2 separate regions of the Homo sapiens genome follow, and region 1 is linked to region 2. Evidence: chromatin loops called from intact Hi-C (ENCODE). Cell type or tissue: Caco-2. All regions are shown on one strand. Region 1 overlaps DNMT3B (DNA methyltransferase 3 beta). Region 2 holds the start of C20orf203 (chromosome 20 open reading frame 203).

Evidence for each region. Peaks named below come from ENCODE experiments on the same cell type or tissue, not always from the same donor. Only the 100,000 strongest peaks of a DNase experiment are listed, where the experiment ranks them.
Region 1: it touches region 2 in a loop (5-fold over the local background); 7 of 110 quality-filtered maps call a loop at or near these places.

The regions. Positions count from the first base shown.
Region 1 is chr20:32,788,853-32,791,352 of GRCh38, reverse strand. DNMT3B (DNA methyltransferase 3 beta) reads right to left here. Exons shown (of 23, transcript NM_006892.4): 7 at 2,341-2,499. Among named protein-coding and RNA genes, the nearest start is that of DNMT3B, 28 kb to the right of the region's middle. RefSeq lists enhancers at 885-1,024, 187-1,116, 1,117-2,048. In Caco-2, a CTCF peak has its summit at 1,134 (motif pointing left); a DNase peak (open chromatin) is centred at 1,112.
Region 2 is chr20:32,673,239-32,675,738 of GRCh38, reverse strand. It overlaps C20orf203 (chromosome 20 open reading frame 203), which reads left to right and starts at 1,798. Exons shown (of 6, transcript NM_182584.4): 1 at 1,798-2,107. RefSeq lists enhancers at 1-179, 1,031-1,100. In Caco-2, a CTCF peak has its summit at 1,236 (motif pointing left); a DNase peak (open chromatin) is centred at 1,208.

The DNA.
Region 1 (2,500 bases), 120 kb before region 2:
AGGATACTCTGAATGAAGGCAATTAGGCGAACCCTGTGTTTGTATACATTTTCCAAGCAGGTGTCCCTGGTGTGGACCCCTGAGGCTCAGTCCTAATATTCTCTGTGGCTGCTCCAGCATTGAGGGTTTGCACATATTCCTTCTTTCCTAAGCATGATAATTGTTTACTCTTTACCCTTTTATTAAAATGAGTTCACCTAATGAATGTGTTTAGAAAACAGTGCTCGACACAGCACCTTTCACTTGTTGTGATTATTTAACTTTAGTTCTTGTGATTTAATCCATATTCCACAAGTCTCCTGATGTACCAAGTCCCTGGACCAAGCATGAACTGACTGAGTTGCCAGTGAGAGAGAAAATGGCCATTCAGGGATGCTAATCAGAACTGAAAGGCCAGACGTAGTGGCTCAGGCCTATATTCCCAGCACTTTGGGAGTGGGAGTTGAGAGGATCGCTTGAGCCCAGGAGTTCGACTAGCCTGGACAACACAGCAAGACCCCATCTCTACAAAAACTTTTAAGAGCCAAACACAGTGGTGTGCACCTGCAGTCTCAGCTGCTCTGTTAAGGCAGAAGGATTGCTTGAGCCCAGGTGATTGAGGCTGCAGTGAGCCAAGACAGTGCCACTGCACTCCAGCCTGGGTGACAGTGAGGACCTCATCTCTTAAAAAAAAAAAGGAACTGAAAGACACAGGGAATGTTCTAGTCTCCGTAAAGAGTGCTCACACTCATGCAAACCTCCATTTTATCACGGAATGCCTGATTTCCTATATGGGGGTGTGACCACCACTGGGGAGAAAACACTGTGGCTCTGGTGGGGGGAAACCGCTCCAACACAAGTGCTGGTTCCAGCGCCCAATAGCTCCAATACAACCCAAACAGCGTACACATGCTGAGCAGGCACTTGCCCAGGCCAGACCCAGGTCCCATATTGTCATCTCATCCCCTAATGCTGACAGCCCCACACTGCATTGTATTAGCCTCAGACTCTATCTTGCAAAGTGCATTTTATGTCTCGATGGGGCAAAGCAATTGCAAACAATCCATCTTCCTTCACTTGAGTTACTGCTCTCCCATCCCTGGAAGCAGCTGCCTCACTGCCAGCATGGGCCCAGGACTTGTCCTCCCTCTGCTGGTCACAGCAGGCAACTGCATGCAGGGGCTCTCCTACAAAGGAGACTCCACACCCAATATATTATTGTAGCCCTTGGGAAACTTCAATTAGCTCATGGCAAATGGCCCCATGGTAGCTCAATTCCTGGGAAAAACAGAATCTCTGCTTGAGCTGAATCCCAGGAATGTACAGTCCTTCCTTCAATCCTGCCTGGCTTGCTTCTGCTGCAACTTGCCCAATGACCTTAGGCACCTAACTTAGCCTCTCTCAGGGCTCTGAGGGTAGGACTAACATTTACTTCTAAGAGACCATCACAGGATAGGTCTGTCTGATTAAAATCTTTGTTGAGGCCAGGCGTGGTGGCTCCCGCCTGTAATCCCAGCACTGGGAGGCCGAGGCGGGTGGATCATCTGAGGTCAGGAGTTGGAGACCAGCCTGGCCAACATGGTGAAACCCAGTCTGTACTAAAAATGCAAATATTAGCAGGGTGCGGTGGCAGGTGCCTGTAACCCCAGCCACTCAGGAGGCTGAGGCAGGAGAATTGTTTGAACCTGGGAGGCGGAGGTTGCAGTGAGCCAAGATCGCACCACTGCACTCCAGTCTGGGCAACAGAGTGAGACTCCATTCTCACCGCCCCCAAAAAAATCTTTGTTGAAAGAGTGTAAGAATCAAAACAGCCTAGTTATGCCCAACACAGCTCTTCCCCAGCTAAATGTCATTACCAAGAAAGATTTTAAAAGGCTAGAATCAATCATCAAGAGACTCTGAAATACCCAATTCTACTAAAAACCCTTTTCACAACTGATACCAGGTGACCCTAAACCCAACTCCATGCCTTTCTCTCCCCAGGGCTAAATGACAAGAGGCCGCGGCCATGCTTCCGGTCTCTTCCAGGCTTCTCCACTGAACACTTTTGGGTACTTGCTCACGTGGCCACTCCTGGCCCCTCAGAGTCCACACTGATGATTCTGCCCCCAAAAGATAAATCTAAGAAATAACATAAAATCCAACTGCCCATGGATCCAGAACTTTCTAGCACTTTTGTCCCCCGTGTGAGTGGAATCTGCTGTAGCTGGTTAACACAGGAAGTTTTGTCCTTCCTCCCAGACAGTGTGAAGGCATAGGCTCACACATCTGCAGAATACAATCCCAGGCCTTTGTCTTCAAAGGGAGGCAGGCAGGCACAGCCTCAGGCCTGCAGAACCCCTTGCCCTTCCCCGGACTCACCTCGGAGAACTTGCCATCGCCAAACCACTGGACCCACCGCATGCCAGACATAGCCTGTCGCTTGGAGGTGGCCTTCCAAGACACCACCATGGCGGGCCACCAGGAGAAGCCCTTGATCTTTCCCCACACGAGGTCCCCTATTCCAAACTCCTTCCCATCC
Region 2 (2,500 bases):
TCTCCCTCTTTCCCCTCCAGACCTTACCCCTTCTAAAATGGAGGCATTTTGTTTGTTTTCGCTCAGAACCCAGTTCCTCATGAACTGTCATTGTAAATAGACCGGAGGCCAGAACAAAGGAAGATTTTTTAAAATTATTTTTTCCTCCTTTAAAGACTAGCTTAATGAGAACTGCTGACATGGGGTAAAGTACAGCACGCCCAAGCTGAGAGAGGTGTGGGGGTACCCTAGACTGGGAAACTGAGGCCCAGGGAGAAGCACTGCTGGGCAAGGAGCATCCCTCTACATCCCAGGTGGGGTGGGCGCTCCACACACCAGTGTGATGGGAAAAGTGGAGGTGATGAGTGTCCTCACCTGGGCACAGCCTGGCCCTCATGAGATGGAACGTGCAGGGAGCCTTTTGGGGGAGGGTTCAGGAGGAGAACTGGGTGGTTTGCCCAGGAACTCAGAAGGAGTATTCCCTAGGCGGGTGGGTAGCGTGTGGAAGGACACCTGAGGCAGACAGAAGACACAGAGACCCAAGGGAGAAGGAAGAACGGCTGGGTTTAGAGACGTGGACGTAAGTGAAAGGGCAGAGCCAAGGATGCAGCAGGACAGGAGGGAGGGGGTTAATAACACACTTGAAGCCCACGGTCCAGGTTTGATTTCATTTAACTTAGTTTACTCTGGACCCCTGAGTCTCTCTCAAATTTGAATGGCCTTTTTTTCCTTTTGAAGGGGGATTCTTTAGGAGGAAGGGCAGAGAGGGCACCAAGCAAGTAGATACTGTCTCTAATAAAAGTTTTGGTCATGGCCAGGCGCAGTGGCTCACTCCTGTAATCCCAGAACTGGGAGGCCCGAGGCAGGAGGATTGCTTGAGCCCAGGAGTTCAAGACCAGCCTAGGCAAAATGGCAAGATCCCTATCTCTACAAAAAAAAAAATAATAATACAAAAATTAGCTAGGCATGGTGATGTGCACCTAGTCCCAGCTACCTAGGAAGCTGAGGTGGGAGGATTGCTTGAGTCTGGGAGGTCGACGCTGCAGTGAGCTGTGATTGCACCACTGCACTCCAGCCGTGGTGACAGAGTGAGACTCTGTCTAAAAAAAAAAAAAGGAAGTTTCGAGGGTGAGATGAAGTAAAAGACTGGAATGTTCTTGAGACATTGGGCTAGAGATTGTCATTTGTTTTTGCTACTTAAATCCAGGTGCTCTGGGCTAACCTGATTGGGCCCCTGATGCAAAAGCGCCTCCTGGTGGGTGGTTCTGAAAACACTGAATACTTTCCTCCCCCTGCCACCCAGTAACAATATTAATAATACAAATACAGCATTTTTTTTTCCCTGCAGAACAAAATTCCTAGAAGCTGAAGGGCTGAGTTGCTGAACATGAGCATTTTACTTTTAGGCAGATTACATCAAAGTCTCTTTCCAAAAAGTTGGCACCAATTGGCACCCCATTTTTGGTGCATTTAAATATTAAACACCAAGATGAGACTGGATGGATCCCTCTCCTGAAATGTCCTGTCCATAAATGAAAGAGCTGGGGCCAAGCTCACGGTGGCTCACGCCTGTAATCCCAGCACTTTGGGAGGCCAGGGTGGGAGGATTGCTTGAGCTCAGGAGTTCAAGACTAGCCTGGGAAATATAGGGAGACCCCTGTCTCTTAAACAAACTTAAAAAAAATGGCTGGATTAAACGACAACAACAGTTTCAGGGACCCAGTCTTTTCTGAACAGTGTCTCCCCCGCTCAGCTCTCACAGATCATTGAGGTGGGCGGGGTTAGACCCATTGACAGTTGGACCTGCAGGGCCAGGTCACATAGCCAGTGGGTCTGAGCTGACTTTTCTTCCCAAGCCTGTGTGATCCCCAAAACCCTTGGCTGCCCCCACTCTGCCCCCCGCCTCCCAGCCCTTCCAGCTGCAGCCTTTTCACTCATTCCACCACCACTCAGCTCTGAGTGGCTACGCTGGCGGGCTCTCTGCTTTGCGTCGGAGACATCACAGTGAGCAAAGGCAGATATGTTTTATGTGCCCTTGAAGAATCTCCCAGACAAACGTGTCATTGCAGTCGGAGCCAAATGGCCGGGGCAGGTGGCACAGATGAATGCCGGGCAGAGGAGCCTGCAGGTGGGTGGAATGCAGCCTGTCTGTGCTGAAAGTGTGGGGTGACCCTGGGGTTTTAAGCAGGGGATGGTGACCAAAAAAGCCAGCAGAAAGACCAGTGTGTGGTTTTGAAGCTGCTGCCCTAGACTCCCTGTGCCTCATGTGTCCCTTGGAGCTCCACCTGGGTCTCTGTGCCCACGGGGCTGCGGTGAGGCTCCCCGAATGTGGGGACCGTGTGGCCGTTGAGCCCATCTCCGGCAGCTATGGCTGAGGCGCCAGCCACTTCCGCCCTGTGCTCTCTCTGTGGTTGGCTACGGGGGCTGAGACACCTCCGGCCAGTCTTGAGGGGAGCAGGAGGAGGCTGCTGGACTGTCCCCCATGGCAGCCACAGGGCCTCTTCACTCCCTCCTGCCTCTG